Regions from separate parts of the Homo sapiens genome. Here region 2 is linked to region 1. The links are chromatin loops, found by intact Hi-C in ENCODE. Cell type or tissue: GM12878. All regions are shown on one strand. Links, peaks and the distances in the headings refer to the core of each region. The heading gives the core; the rest is flanking DNA.

Evidence for each region. A loop is a pair of places that touch in the nucleus more often than their neighbours do. Peaks named below come from ENCODE experiments on the same cell type or tissue, not always from the same donor. Only the 100,000 strongest peaks of a DNase experiment are listed, where the experiment ranks them.
Region 2: a loop joins it to region 1, with 2.3 times the contacts of the local background. A loop is called at or near these places in 14 of 110 quality-filtered maps.

The regions. Positions count from the first base shown.
Region 1 is chr21:14,530,140-14,538,676 of GRCh38, reverse strand. All of the region lies in intron 1 of SAMSN1 (SAM domain, SH3 domain and nuclear localization signals 1), which reads left to right. LOC124905053 (a long non-coding RNA gene) reads right to left here. Exons shown (of 3, transcript XR_007067925.1): 2 at 757-831; 3 at 149-261. Among named protein-coding and RNA genes, the nearest start is that of SAMSN1, 12 kb to the left of the region's middle. RefSeq lists enhancers at 4,913-5,012, 3,887-5,086. In GM12878, for the core only: no CTCF peak of the experiment used is centred there; a DNase peak (open chromatin) is centred at 4,573; H3K4me3 peaks cover 2,722 bases; H3K27ac peaks cover 3,585 bases.
Region 2 is chr21:14,587,703-14,595,927 of GRCh38, reverse strand. It overlaps SAMSN1-AS1 (SAMSN1 antisense RNA 1), which reads right to left. Exons shown (of 5, transcript NR_046512.2): 3 at 4,460-4,606; 4 at 1,188-1,234. It also overlaps a transcript of SAMSN1 not described here. Among named protein-coding and RNA genes, the nearest start is that of SAMSN1-AS1, 9.6 kb to the right of the region's middle. In GM12878, for the core only: no CTCF peak of the experiment used is centred there; no DNase peak of the experiment used is centred there; H3K27ac peaks cover 1,227 bases.

The DNA.
Region 1 (8,537 bases), core at 221-8,220:
ATGCTCCTAGACAAGGATGACACATAGTTGTACCATTAAAGAGCTTTCTTCACTGTTTTTTTGTATCAAGACTGCTAGGATACATTTTTAACTCTTATCTAACCAGGTATAAGAAAGAGAATAAGTATTTATATGCACTGGTGCTTACTTGAGGCCAGGTACTTGTCCAAGGTGCTCATGTCCATTATTATGTTTAATCTTCTCAAAACCCCAGGAGGTAGACATTATTTTTATCTCCAATTTACAAAGAAGAAAAAAGCCCTGTAGATGCAAAAATTTTCCACAAGTTAAAAGATTTGGGATTTATGGCACAGTTTTTCTGCTTCTAAGCCTGTGTCTCTCTCCTCCTACTCTCTATTACTTCTTCATCTGGGGTACAATTTTTGTTGAATGTTTGCCTTTTCAAACAGAGTTTTCTGGAATAAAATACATGATATAAAATGTAGGTAATATGTTAGATTTACTCTTTTCCCCTTTAAAAAACGGTGGCTATAAGTAAATATTTATTTTAACTTCTAGTTATTACCTCCGTCCGCTCCAAAAACAAAACAAAACAAAAAACCAGATATCTCAAAAGGTTGTCTTCATTTTTGTGTTTATGTAGCATTTATAGCATTTTAAAAAGTATTTTTGATAAACTATAATGCAAACATAAAACCAAATAAGACAAGTCAGGAGAAAATGAAGTCTAGAACATGTTAAAATGTATCTCAAGGTTCATCAAGGCTGACTTGAATCTAAGAACTTGCTACTCACTGTGGTCCTATAGAGCAACAGCACGGGCATTCCAGGAGCTTGTTAGCCATGTGCATTTTCCAGTCTCCCCCAGGCCTACGAAATGAAAACATACATTTTAACAAGATACTCAGCAGTTCTGTGAGCACTTTATAATTTGGAAATGATGCTCTAGGTTGATGGTTTTTGGAGCCTAGGCCGAATATTTGAATCACTAAAGAGCTTTAAAAAAAAAACTGATGATTGGGTTCCATCCCCAAATATTCTTATTTACCTAATATAAAATGTGACTGGACATCAAGAATTTTTAAAGTTTTCCAACCTGGCAGCACTTTTTTCTACTTTTCAAAAGACTTAAAAGTTAATTCACTAATCCATGCATTCGTTCATTCATTTATCCTTCAACGCAACAAATGTCTATTAAATGCTTATTATGGACAATACACTGGCGATACCAAGGTGAACAAAAGATACCATATTTGCTGGAGATGACAGACAATAAATAGGATAAATAAGTAATATATACAGTATGCTAGATAATGATAGGTGCCAAGAAGAAAAAAAAATTAACAGAAAAGAAGGATTTGAAATATGAAGAACTAGAGAAGCCTTGGTGAGAATGGGACATTGGAAAAAGGACTGGAAGAAAGTGAAGGAGCTGGTCTTGGGATTGGTGAAGGAAACTGTACTCTGGGCAGAGGGAAGAGCAAGTGCAAAGGCCTTGAAATGGGACTGTCTCTGGTGTGTTTGAGAAGCAGTGGGGCAGAGTGCATAGCGGGAAGAGCCGCCGCAAAGAGCTGGATCACTGAAGGCGTTCTAGGCCATTAAAATAATTTTAGCTAGTGTTGAAAGATGTTTGAGAAGTGACAGAATCTGGCCTACAGTTTAGTGGGTTTATTTTGGCTTTTGTGTTTCAAATATACTGAAGGGAGTGAGACCAGTTAACAGACTATTGCAGAAACCAGGCAAGGGATAACTGTGGTTCAGACAAAGGAACGGCCCAGTTGACTTTGGTGTTGAGAAGACTCTAAATTTGGGATATATTTGTACTTACTTTATCCATTTGGATGTTTATAGGTAACTTACTACATGCTGTCTAAAGATGGCAGACAGAAAGTTTCCACTGTCCGGTCCCATTCTTGCTTCCAGTTGGTGCTTGCATGCCAAGGAGAAATGGCCTCATTCCATTGTTTACAGTCACCAGAAATTCACCCCTAAATTGATGTCTCACTTTGCAAAGGCTTCTTCTTCTTCTTTCTTAAACATATAATTTTCCATTGGATTTTATTTTAATTCGTAGTGCACCTTTTAAATAATTTTTAGCCTTGACCACTTCTCTCCAAACAAAGCACTAATACATTTTAGCTTTTCCGTTTTACAGAATATGAATCTGTAATCAAGTTTTATCCCAAGCAGGTAGCAAAATGTTTGGGGCCAAATGTATTAGCTATACTTGAAAAGTGTTCAGATAATATTCAGAAAGATCAGATGAATAGCTAGAGAAATGACAGAAGTGTAGCCTCCCCTTTGTTTGGAAATTTGGATATTGTATTTTATAGGAAGCTTTATAAGGTCACTACCTTGACTACCAAGATGCTGGATTTGTTAAAAATCAATTTAGTCACACACTTATCTCTTTAGTCTTTCTTTGCCTTGCTTTGGAGATAAATAGTTTCAAAATCCCTGAAAACTGTGTTTTTTTTTGTTTGTTTGTTTTTACAATAATGGAATCAAGTCCATGCTTTACATATCCGTTTCCAAATTTATCATTACCAAACTGATCCATTTCTCCTCCTTTCTAGTGTTAAAGATTTCGATGAACTTTCAGAAACAAGACATTCATATTAGCTTCTTAGTAGAAAACAAAAATGTCCTCCATTAAGAATTGATTACTAATAGCAGAAGATTTTAAACTATCTCTGTTGGTAGATGAAGTGATTCTTGCATAGATAGAGAGAGCCATTTGTCACCACAGCTGGCTAAGTCCCCCTCCTTCCTTCACTTAGTCTGTATTAGTTTGCTAGAGCTGCCATAACAAAATATCAGAGTCTGAGTAGCTTTAACAACAGGAATCCACTTTCTCACACTTCTGGAGGTTGGAAACCCAAGATCAAGGTGCTGGCAGGGTGGGTTTCACAGAGAGCTTTCAAGGAAGGATCTGTTCTGGGCCTTTCTTTTTGACATGTAGATGGCTGCCCTTTTATTGCCTCTTCATCTGTGTCTGTGTGCTCCTGATGTCTCTCTCTGTGTGTCCAAACATCATCTTATAAGGACACCAGTAGGAACGGATTAGGTCCTACCCTAATGGTCACATTTTTTACTTGATTTTCTCTTTAAAGGCTTTATATCCAAATACAGTCATGGTCTGAGGTACAAGGTGTTAGGGCTTCAAACATACGAATTTGTGGGAGTCAATTCAGCTCATAACATAGTCCATGAGCTTGTACTAATTGGAAGTGAGGATTAGGTTTTTAGTTGTTTCCTTCCTTCCAATTACTCTAGATCTTTCTCCACTTCCAGTTGACCAATCCCTTCATGCTGCCAGCCCCACATTTGACTTGACTGCCTTTACCTACACTCTCCAGTCTTTGTTATTCTTTCCTTCCTCACATCCAAATGTAACTCTGCCACAACCCACTAGACCTCTATTAGGAATCATTTGAAAACTAAAAAGTAAAACATCTATTTGACCCCCTTGACCCATGCTTTCTGGCTGCATATTAAAAATAATAGCAAAAATCATGATTACTTTTGCACCAACCTAATATTAAAATCATCTGGGGTGTTTTATAAAAATACCTATGTCTGGGCCCTAATACCAGATCTTCTGGTTTGGTTGGTGGAGTGAGGCCCGTGTTCCTGATGATCTGACCACTCTCATACATTTCTGTCTGTGCTTCTCTTAGCCTAAAATGCTCTGTGCTTTTTTTCCAACTCATGAATTCTTATCTATTCGAATTTATAGGTGGACTGTCACTTCCTCAAGAAAGCCTCCATCAGTTACCCCAGGGTAGTGTATTAGGGTCAGTCTAGCAGAGCAGTAGGTAACGTGAACTAAAGGCATAGAGACCTGAGTGTGAATGTCTTACTTTGATCTTTCTTAACCAGGGGACTTTGAACATTTTCTTAAGCCTGTTGAGCCTCATTGTGGTAATCATGAAAAGGGAAAGTCTTAAAGCATGTCACATAGGGTTGATGTGAGAATTAAGAAAATTACCATATGTATGCTTCCTAGCTGGTAGTACATGTCCATTTAATAATCTCTCCTTCTGGTGGCGGGCACCTGTAATCCCAGCTACTTGGGAGGCTGAGGCAGGAGAATGGCGTGAACCCGGGAGGCGGAGCTTGCAGTGAGCCGAGACAGCGCCACTGCACTCCAGCCTGGGCGACAGCGAGACTCCGTCTCAAAAAAAAAAAGAAAAAAAGTCTCTCCCTCCTTTCTATTTTCGTTGTGCTTGTTCCACATTTCTCTGTTTGTTGTTGTTGTTGTTGTTGTTTAAACTCACAGTTTTTCAGTATGTGCTCCCAACTAGATTCACCATCAAGAACAGAGGATCAGGGGATGTAGCTGACTCATATTTGCATCCCTGGGATTTTTGTTGAGGATTCAAGAGGGATTGAACTCGGTCTACCTGACTTTCAGATTCCGTGTGCTTTTTATAACACTTTGGCCACCACTGAAAACATTGATAGTATAGAACATAGTAGTGATTTCTCAATATATGTATAATGAGTGTGAAATGACTAATGGATAATATTAGTCATCTGCAGAAGTAGTCTACTCCAGAAGATAGTTTGTAAATGCGTCACTGATAAAGATCTGGGTAACACCCACAACAAAACAAAGTAACCATTCCTAGAATCAAAATAATCACACATTGTAATGTAATCTGCCTTAAAGACAAAAAGTATTAGCAAAAGGGTGTTGCTTTGCAGACAGCCTAGAAATAGGTGGGAGAGTAGAAATTTGCCACTGTGTCTGCAAATCATGCAAAACAGCTGAAGCAAAAATCCCTTTTGGCTGGACAGACTTCTCTTAGGTGAGATGTGTACCTAAGGCTAGGAGAAGAACTTCATGTCTCTAGTCTTAATACCACTTAATTGACTTTACTTTGACCACCACATGAATCAAGCAAACTTCCAGCAATGATCTGGTGTCCTGTGTAGGGTTTCTTTCAGGGGAAACAATTTTTTGATCAGTCAACATGAATATGCATTTTTCTTGGCAGATGAATTTCCCACAGCAAATCAATGCTCGCTTGGTTAGTATTGCCATTTTTGATATCTTATCAGTTTGGTTTATGAATTAGTCACCTTGAAGTTGTATATTTCTGCAAGCTTAAAAATAAAGTTCCCATACTTGTTGAGGTGAGGGCGTGACCCTGGACATAGAGACGTGATACTTGACCAATGTATTGTCTTCCTAAAAGGATTGAGCTAAGTTGCTAACTGGCTTCACTTCCAGGTACATTTTCTCTACAAAAGGAAAATGAATACAATTAAATAACTAAGTTTCTTTATTATATTTTTTATAGTTTTAACAGCTTAAACTCCTGGAGTAAGAGTCAAGTCAAATTTACCTTGTATCAAAATCTACATAGTGATATGGCATTCGTCTCAGTATTTGGTTAAAAAGAGCAAATTGGAATTTTCTGGGGTTTTTTTTCCCCTGAATACTTTACGTGGTTACAGTTATGCTACTGCTATTTTTAATTAAATAAGAGTGGCTGGGCATGGTGGCTCACACCTGTAATCCCAATGCTTTGGGAGGCTGAAGTGGGAGGATTGCTTGACAGGAGTTCAAGACCAGCCTGGGCAACATAGTGAGACTTTGTCTCTACAAAAAATAAAAAAAATAAAAGTTAGCTGAGCATGGTGGTGCACATGTGTAGTCCCAGCTACTCAAGAAGCTGAAGCAGGAGATTGCTGGAGCCTAGGAGTTCAAGGTTACAGTGAGCTATGATCACATCACCGCACTCCAGTCTTGGCAACCCTGGAGCAAGAGACCCTGTCTCAATAAATAAATAAATAAATAAATAATAAAAGTAATAAAATATTAAATATGTACATTTTGTAATACTTATGATTATAGTTTCTTTATATTGTAAGTTATTACATAGCAATCATCTTTTATCTTTTGTTTGATTTGTATGTTAGGACATCTAAAAATTTCAAATTACTTTAAGATTATGACTATCTCACTGTATTTAATTATCAATTATGAAAAAGTCATTACCAATAAAACAAATGTTTATAACTTTAAAAATACAGTTCCTTCAAAGATAAATGTTCTACAATTATTGAACATTACATTATAGGTCAAGGAGTGATTATAAACTGAGTTTCTTTTTACCACTACTCTTATATTTCAACTCTGCTATTAACCCCCTCAGGAGATTGAAGTATTCATCTAACCAAATCCCAGTTTTCTAAAAGGTAAATAAATGTAATTGACAATAAAAATAGTTATAGGACACTAACATCTCTTCCAAACTTCCTAACATGAACTTACTGTTTTATTTTCCCACCCATTCTTCCTCTATTTGGGATGACATACCATATATTTGCCCCCACATAAACATGTCTGTTCTTACTAAGAAAAAAAGTGTTTAAATTCCTAAGACCAGCAGCAGTGGGTGCTTCCTGGGATGGGAATGTTTATAAGCTTTATGATATTAACTGCAGCACTCAACCTCAGGTGGCATAAAGCATGCAAAAAAGAACTTTCTGTCAGTTTTATTATTTCTAAAAAGGTTCCCCTTGAAACAGAAGAGTGACCTTGCTCTGCTGAGCTGACATATGCCACTGGATTAATGGTCGAGCTCTGCTGGAGGGAAGCTCACGGAAACATTACAACTCCAGAAGCTGGGCTGGCGGTGACCATTAATCAGGGGGCCCAAAATCATGCATCAGACACACTCATTTAAAAGTAGTAAAAATGACTCAAAAAAAAACTTTTTGAGAATTAGCTTATTGTTTGTCATTACTTGTGTTCAAGGAGATCACAGAATGACTAAAATATCCCTTGGGCAGACCTTTAGAAAGGTTACTGTGTACCCAGAGGCCAAGTGAATGCAGAGGACTTTTAAGACTAATGGAAGTAAAAGGGAGTTTTTGTTCCAGATAATTTGATAGGAAATTTGGTTAAAAGGATTTTGTTTTCCCAACTTAATTTTTACATCTTTATTTAACCATAATTTCAAAGTAATGAGTACTATAAATGTTTGCCTCTTGGTGATAATTTTATTTTATTTTAAAATCTGGAGTGACTGGAATTTACTAGTGTAAAGATGAGATGGGTAAACTGTTAGGAAATATTTCAGGAAACTAAAGTTTTGTTAGCATACTCAATTATCACGTATGTTTAAAAGTTTTGGGGCTTAAAAGTACTGCACATTCTTCCATCATGTTAGATAATAAAAAATTTTTGAGATTTCCTCTCTCTGATTATTGAAAAGAAAAAAAAAAGCTTACATCTAAGATCCTGAAAGAAATTGCTCAATTTAACTTAGCTAATAATGTTACTCTTGGGTTTTCTTTTTTAACTCCTTTGATGATAAAATTGAATAGACATAATTTCTCTTTTATACTTTTAATAGTTTGTCTTTTAGATTAATGACACTATACAAAATACATATGATAAATCTTATTAACAGTACAACAAATAGAAAAATCAGTCACTTATTACAAAAACCAGAATAAATTTGGTATTTAAGTTTATGGTTAATGTAGTAAGGTCTATTGAGATCAATATTCGAAGTTATTCTTCTCTTAACTAATAGTTGCTTTTTTAAACCATCATCTTCAATATTACCTTTTGTCTATTTGCCATATCCTATACAGCAGTATTATTTAGGCAGAATTATTTATTTGTAGAATTATTTGTTTTTGTTTAGTTATAGAATTAAAATAGTTGAAAATGATGTGACTAGTTAAAATATTATTTAATATTCTATAATAAATAGAAAAATAAAATATGCATAGAAAAGACAGTTAATTTCCAAACTTATGGAAGAATAATGTATATTTTTTGTAAATTGAAAATTTCAGTCATCCATCTTTTGAATTGCCCTCCCTGTATCAAGGTACCTAGATAACAAAATTAGTAATGCAAAATTTGCTCAGGGAAATAATTTGAGTAGAGGTGGCAAATGCAGTTCCTCTCTTCTTCCCCTAAACACCCACTATCTTCTGTAACCACTGTGGACACAGTTAATCATGACTTTTTAACTCTGAAAATGGCTTTAGAACGCTTCTCAACACAGCTCTTCATGAAACATCGACCAACTATCCATGCTGGTGCATGAGTTGAAAACTTTTTGTCAGTTTTAGTTTCAAGAGATAGTTCATCCAGACAATGAAAAATCCCAGTGAAATATCCCTATAACAAATAAAAAATATTTTTATAGTGACCTAAATGATTATGTTTACTAGAGACAGTATTTATTTCTCTCCTATGAAAGTTTGGGAGAGAATTATATTAGATACTAGACACATTTTTTATCATCCAGTGATCCATCTTATACATAGCATATGTTCCACTACCTTTCTTACTTATCATAACTTTAGCAATCACAATCTTCGGATTTGGTGATTATTTCTTTCTTTTTTTTTTTTTTTTTTTTGAGACGGAGTCTCGCTCTGTTGCCCAGGCTGGAGCGCATTGGCTCAATCTCGGCTCACTGCAAGCTCCGCCTCCCAGGTTCACGCCATTCTCCTGCCTCAGCCTCCCAAGTAGCTGGGACTACAGGCACCCGCCACCACGCCCGGCTAATTTTTTTGTATTTTTAGTAGGGATGGGG
Region 2 (8,225 bases), core at 1-8,000, 57 kb before region 1:
AAAAAGGAATTTCGCAGCCCAGAAAATGGCTAGTAAATGCACTCTTATATACTGTGTCAAAAATAAAATCCAACCACTTAGTACTTGTTGCAGTCACTTCAGCTACTTTGTCAGTTTTCTGCTTCAAACCTCTTGCTCTTTGGCTATATTTTGTGTGCTAGAACTCCAGAATTCTGCTGGGGTTTAGACTTTATGGAAACCAAACTTGCCTTACATTTATATGAGTAAAAACACTGGACTTTAAACTTGTTGCTTAAACTCTCTGTGCTTCAATTTCCTTATGTGTAAAATAGTGACAATAAAACTTCTTGCGATTGTCATAAATATTTAAATAAAGGAGCATACTCCCTCAAGATGTTTAATGAATATTCATATTTCCCTGTCTCTAAATTCCTCTTAATCTCATTGCAGACTCTCCTCAGAATAAAATTTGAAATCACCTTTGTCTTAGTTCTTTCAGGCAGCTATAGCAAAGTACCTTAGGCTGGGTAATTTGTAAAAACAGAAACATATTTCCCACAGCTCTAGAGGCTGAGAAGTCCAAGACAAGGCACCAGCAGATTCAGTGTCTGCTTCAAAAAGGGAGCAAGGCAGCTCCCCTCAACCACTTTTATAAGGGCTCTAATTCCATTCATGAGGGCCCTCATGACTTAGTTACTTCCGCAAAAGCCCCACCTCTTAATACAATCTGATATAATTTGTGTAAGTGTTCCTGCCCAAATCTCCTGTTGAACTGTGGTTCCTGGTGTTGTAGGTGGGGCCTGGTAGGAGGTGATTAGATCATGGGATTGGATTTCTCATGAATGGTTTAGCATTAACCCATTGGAGCTGTTCTCATGACAGTAAGTGAGTTCTCATGAGATCTGGTTGTTTACAAGTGTGTAGCCCCTCCGCCTTCATTCTTTTGCTCTTGCTCCTGAAATGTAAGAAAACCTGCTCCCCCTTTGCCTTCCACCATGACTGGAGGCTTCCTGAGGCCTCCCCTACAGCAGAAGCCACTATGTTTCTTGTACAGCCTGTAGAACTGTGTGCAAATTGCACTTCTTTTCTTTGTAAATTACCCAGTCTTAGGTATTTCTTCACAGCAATGTGAAAATGGACTAATACACTATCATATTGTGTATTACATTCCAACATATTAATTTGGGGGCAACACAAATATTCAGACCACAGCACCATTTTATTACCTGTTATAGACTCCATCAAATGCCCTTTGCTGCAGTCCTGAAGTGCCCTAGGTAGAAATTGTTTGATATCAGGTACATAAAGTTTTCAAAAGGAGTAGAAGCTGACAGTTAGAAGGTTACACTGACAGGTACCAAATGTAATAAAAGACATCCCACACTATGACTTGAGATATTAATCCAAATGTGTATTTGGCTTGAGTTTAAACTCAATTAGAGTATCTAAAATGGATGTCCATTGTGTACCTAATAATGTAGAGCACTAAGGGATTAGAGTGGGCTGCTTCATAAAACATTCGGGATCCCCCCTTTCCACCAACCCTTCTAAATGTGAGATCATGGATTGGAATTGCTCTATGTGAGGGCTGAGGAGTGAATCTAATACACATAGACACATACACATATCACACACACATATATGGATATATAATGTGTATATACTATGTATACATACACATATTCCATATTTGTCTATATATGTGTATATATGCAGATGAAGTCACTGATGAAACATTAATCAGTGTACTTTGATAACAAGATAATTATTTCTAATTAAGACAGCGAATCCTTTCCCAATTAGTTTGGTAGCTTTGTGGAGTTTTTTTGTTTTGTTTTTTAAAGAATGTTAACATTAGTTGTCTCTATTTCCTTTTCTAATTTCTAAGGTGACCTCTGAATGTTGGAGTCCATTTCACTATCAAAGACATGTTGAGACCACTGTTGATGAACTGGTGAGACATTTCTTCCCAGATGTAACTATTTAAGTGGATTTCCCATCTCTTTTCCACTCATTTTAATGCCACAAGCACTGTTTTCTATAGTTCTTTATTACTTCTGTTTTCAGCTGCCACATGGAAGTGTTTCTAAAGAACATAAATAGAGGCTTGTCCTTACTGAGTGGTTTTCTGAACTAAAAGGAACATAAAGCATTTCCTTCAAAGAAGGAAAGGTTGTTATATAAAAAATTTTCCCTAAAATTTAGCAATTTTTCCTGAGATAGGAAAAAATTTATAATGTTAAAAAGCATGTCGTCTGATTTTGGGGGAAATAGGTGTTATCCCATGTTTCTGGGAGAAGTGTACATCATTATAGCATTGCTAAAAAAGAGAACTTGGAAACAGCATGAGTATGCCATAAAAGGAAATCAAGTAATTAATTGGATTATAGTCCATAGAATGAAATATAGTAAAACCATTTTTTAAAAAGTATCTCTGTGTGCCAGCTCTCCCTTATGATATTAAAATCACATCAACTGCCTTCCTTTCCTTGTTGAGATATTGCTAAACAGAAGTTCATGGAAAGGACATGTTTTAGAAGGTCAGGCAAATTTCCAGGATATTCACATACATCAACAAGTATTATAGCATTATTGATATGAAACAACTATAAGTCCTATTTGTAGTTCTTGTTCTAGATGGCTTCAGAACACTACAAGCTAATGTTTGCAACTTATTTGACCATTGCTTCCCAAAATGTAACTGTAATTTTGTGAGAAATAACTACTCTTAGTAAATCATGTTTCTTTATGTAGGTATGAATACAAAAGTTTTGATATCTTTATTTATAGCTCTCTCTTCCCCAATATTATTAACATGTTATTAACATCTAAGTTTTTATAATAGTTTTCTTTTCAACTATATGTATTTTTTTGTCTAAGAGATGTCTAAGTTGTGCTAGGTAGGAGGAAGAGGTGATGGAAAGTTATGATTTAAATATTACTTCTGTTCCCTAAAAGAAAATTATTGAGATCTGCCCTTGCTATTTCTCATGCTATCTGAGTTTTTAATGACTAGTTAAATATCAAAAAGCTGTGGGAAACAAACAAATGAACCTCAGTAAATACTAACAGGACTTTCAGATGAAAATAAAGCTATACATTTGGGAGGATTATGAAATTCCTTAATTAGAAACAGAAGCAAGAGAACTAGATTGCAGGACTTGGCTCTACCACGGACTGTGCTCTTAGGCCACTTAATTCGTATTTCTGCATTTCCGTTTCCACATTTTTGAAGTAAAATGTTGGAGTAGAGAATATTTCTTTAGACTCTGATAATCTGTGATTAACAGTAGGTCATTCTCACTTTTTCCTTGATATTTTTCTAAGGCTCAAGAATTTATGTAAAGTAACAAAAGAAGATACTTATGTAGTCAAATGTCCCCAAGGATATTTGAGGAACAATGAATTCCTGTGATCCAATCCTTCAATTTAAAGATGAAGGGCTGAAGTGCAGAGAGGAGAAGTGGCTCACTCAAGTTCACATGGCCAGTCACAAAGCAGATTTTCAAAGCAGAACAATCATTAGTCGGCACACAAGGGCAGGTTCTTACTCTAGGTTTTCTTAACATTTCTTGTGTATATGAAATAAATATTAGATAAAAATGTTTTTTTACTGTGTAATTTTCCATTCATAGCTCCTCTTCTTGCTAAGAATCCAATAGATACTTAATAAAAATTAATTAATTTGCATACTGGCTCTTAAATTTCCTATTGTTCATAATTTTTGGTCAGCTAGGAGGTGTACCCAGAAACAGAAATGTTCTTATGAGTAGTTCTAGAAACTTCTTCAAAATTTCAGAGCAGAGGATATTACGCAGGAAGTAAGAAAGATGTGGCTTCTGTGGCCTTTTCTCTTAAATCAACACAACCCCCATTTGCAATGCTGGTTTGTGTAATCCTGGCAACTCCCAGCTAGCTTGGCAGTGTGTCCACATTCAAAGACTGACCCAAAGCTATAGGTCAGTGAGCAAAAAGCAGTCTTGGCTTCCCCTGCAGAAGTGGAGAAATGGCAGTGACATTGCGACTTCATTATACTATGGAAAATTGGGCCTGTGTGGCTTCTGAAAGACTCCTTTCTTTTTTTACTGTGTTCTCAGAGGGCATGTTATTCCAAAACCAGAATTATGCACATCAAAATCTGCTTGAGAGGAAGGAGGAGCTAGAATATCATGTTAGGACTTGAAAGGGTTTTAGTGTTTTTACAGTGGAATAAGACTATTACATAAATGGCTTTGTTAGATAACCTAAATTATACTGCTTAGCTTCTTAAATACCTGCTAATCCTCTAGCCAAGCACATTTCTTCTCCCTACTCTCACCTTATGCAATCTTTCTCCTGTGAATAATCATTGAATTTTATTTGTAGTTCTCATATGACACATCTACTTTTTCCTCCAGATGTATTTTTGGCCTGCTGTTGAGATTGAATGTATTTATTGACCATACTGACTCTAGGAAGTGATATGTGTAAAACAGTACTAGAACCCCAAAGAAATCACCTTGCAGTGAGGGGGACAGGAACAGAAACAGATGACTATTTTTCTTAGTATTCATATTAAGCAATGTGCATCACAGGCAGACACAATATTTCATTCTTCTTTGCACCTCCCGTAGATTAGGTCCTCAGTAATAAATTAGGTCCTCATCTGATAAATGAATAAATAAATGTCTTATAAGCCTTCCAGGAGAATATATTTGATTTTATTAACTAATTCATTCAATTACTCATTTATTTGATGACTTAAAATTTTGCCTAGCTTTATTGTGTTTTTCCAATCTTAGTTTAAGTTCAGTTTCTATCACTGAAAAATAATAATTTTTAAAATTATAATGATATACGAATATCTAATGTCAACATGGCAATTTTCCCACCAACTGTAATTATTTCTTCAATCAATATTTCATTTGCATAAATTATCTTAAATTGTCTTTTTAATTAATTGTATTTCCAAGAAAGCAATAAAATAAACCTCTGAAGTGAAATGTATTTGTTTTCATGTGTTTGCATTGATCAATTCTAGTTCATAATCCCATTGGTTTTATTACTGTCCATTGAGTTTCTAAATGTTTATTGATCATTGTGACCTTAAAAATTATCTTTTTAGAATATGTTTTAGGTCATGAATAGAGACTAGTCACTTTTATATAGGAGGAAATGAAGATATAGATTTAGGGGTTTAATAATTCAACATTTAAAACCTCTTCTTTATTTTGTTTTACCATGAAAGTAGCTCTCTTCTTCCTGTCTCTAAGCACCTTCCCATTCAAGTGGCTAAGAACAAATTACCAGTAGAAAAAATTGAATACTTCTGTCCTTAGCAAGGATAGATTGGATTATTGAAATCTGCCTTCTAAATACATTTTGTAGTTGTTTATAGAATTTCTTCCCACATGTGATGGCTCACGCCTGTAATTCCAGCACTTTGGGAGGCTGAAGCAGGAGGATTGGTTAAAGCCAGGAGTTCAAGACAAGCCTGGGCAACATAGTGAGACTTCATCTCTACAAAAAATAAAATAAAATAAATTACCGGGCATGATGGTGCGTGCCTGTAGTCCCAGGGCTTTGGGAGGCTAAGATGGGAGGACCTCCTGAGCTCAGGAGTTCAAAGCTACAGTAAGTTCTTATCATGCAAATGCACGCCAGCCTCCAGCTTGGTGGACAGAGCAAGACCAAGACCCTGTGTCTTAAAAGAAAAAAAAATTCTCCCAATTATGCTAATTACAAAACTAACACATCTTCACTGTAGAAAACTAAGAAGAGTAGAATATATAAAGATAGAAAAAGGCCACATATAATGGTGTTTGTACTTTTTATACAAATTTACATTCTGGTTTTTCACTTAATACATGGGAGCATTAAAAAATTTCTAAGCCCTATGCATACACTGGCACAGTTTTAATAATGAAACAACGAGTCATAAGACCGGAAAACTTAGAGAAAACTGTCAATGTGATACATATGAAACTACTTGAAGTTTCGGTTTCCATTACAGTTTTCTTTAAAAATAAACCAAAATATTAATTTTTGAAAAACTCCATTTCTCCTGTTGAAGAAATTATGTGAGATAGACATCAGGTTATTAGGATTTGTTATTTGAATATTTGTTAAATATGACACTAGAGAGGAAAATTTTTCCAAATCAGAAATTAAGAAGAAGAGCAAAAACAAAGGGTTTTCTGCTTTGTTTTGTTTTGTTTTTTACTTCATTCAAGTCTGACGTGTTATTCAGCTATCTTTTCATTAGTGGAGTAAAGAGAACATAATTCAGACAGATAACGCAATCTGGATTTTGTTAGTCTCCATAAGCCTAAATTTTCCTTCTTTAAAAGGAAGTGATAAAATCAAGAGAGATTTAAAAGCTTTAAATGCCTTTCCAGCAAATATATGTAGGTATATACATACGTACACACACATATATTTATATATTTCCTTCTTAATTATGTATATTTAAGAGGATAGGCCTATAAATCTGAAAGTACCTGATACTTATCCTCTGTTTTGGAAAGCCATATTTAACCTCCAAATAAATTCCCTGAATTTGGTTGGTCTTAATTTGGCTGTCAATACTAGATAACTAGTAATTATGCTGGCATTTAAAGATCTTGTAAGAAAGAACATTGGATTAAAAGTCAGAATACTTGATTTCCATCCCAACTCTATTATTAATAAATTATCTTTCCTTGAGTAAGCCACTTAACTTCTCTGAGTTTTCTCATTTTTTATATAGCCTGGTAGACTAGATGTCTAATAATTTCCATCCTAGCTCATAAAATATGATCGTAGGACTAATCCAGTTCAATAATTCATTGATGCTATCTTCTAAAAAGTATTCTCTAATATTAATATTCAAGCAAAGTGTCTGAAAATGAGATATATTTAACCAAGCACTTCTAACAAAATTTTTGTATTACTTAAGGAAGAGTGAGCAAAATGAACTAAAAGATATTTCTGTTTATAGACACAAATATATGAAATACATAGTATATACATGTTAAATATATACATATGAAAAATTACATTTACATTAACATATAATTACCATTTTGATGGAAATTTATATCTTTCAAAGAAGACTCTAAATTACAAAGACAAAAGTGAAAAGAAAACCAATTAGAGACTTGACAGTAGTTTCAATGAAAGAAAATTAAACTAGATTGGTAACAATAGAGATGGAGAAAAAGAAACATTCAAGATACATTTTGGAGATAGAATAGACGAAACTCTTAGTTATGGACATTCAAGATACATTTTGAAGATAGAATAGATGAAACTCTTAGTTATGGAATGTGCACTTGGGTGGATGAAGATGGCCTTCACTGAGTTGAAGAAGATGGGATGAGCATCATATTTGGAGCATAGTTCTAGAGGTCAGTTCTGACTGTGCTTAGTGGGCAAAGGACATGAACAGATACTTCTCAAAAGAAGACATTTATGCAGCCAAAAAACACATGAAAAAATGCTCATCATCACTGGCCATCAGAGAAATGCAAATCAAAACCACAATGAGATACCATCTCACACCAGTTAGAATGGCGATCATTAAAAAGTCAGGAAACAACAGGTGCTGGAGAGGATGTGGAGAAATAGGAACACTTTTACACTGTTGGTGGGACTGTAAACTAGTTCAACCATTGTGGAAGTCAGTGTGCCGATTCCTCAGGGATCTAGAACTAGAAATACCATTTGACCCAGCCATCCCATTACTGGGTATATACCCAAAGGACTATAAATCATGCTGCTATAAAGACACATGCACACGTATGTTTATTGCGGCATTATTCACAATAGCAAAGACTTGGAACCAACCCAAATGTCCAACAATGATAGACTGGATTAAGAAAATATGGCACATATACACCATGGAATACTATGCAGCCATAAAAAATGATGAGTTCATGTCCTTTGTAGGGACATGGATGAAATTGGAAATCATCATTCTCAGTAAACTATCGCAAGAACAAAAAACCAAACACCGCATATTCTCACTCATAGGTGGGAATTGAACAATGAGATCACATGGACACAGGAAGGGGAATATCACACTCTGGGGACTGTTGCGGGGTGGGGGGAGGGGGGAGGGATAGCATTGGGAGATATACCTAATGCAGCGCACCAGCATGGCACATGTATACATATGTAACTAACCTGCACAATGTGCACATGTACCCTAAAACTTAAAGTGTAATAAAAAAAATTTAAAAAATAAATAAATAAATAAATAAGGTGATGGATAAAACAACAAAAAAATTGTTTTAAATACATAG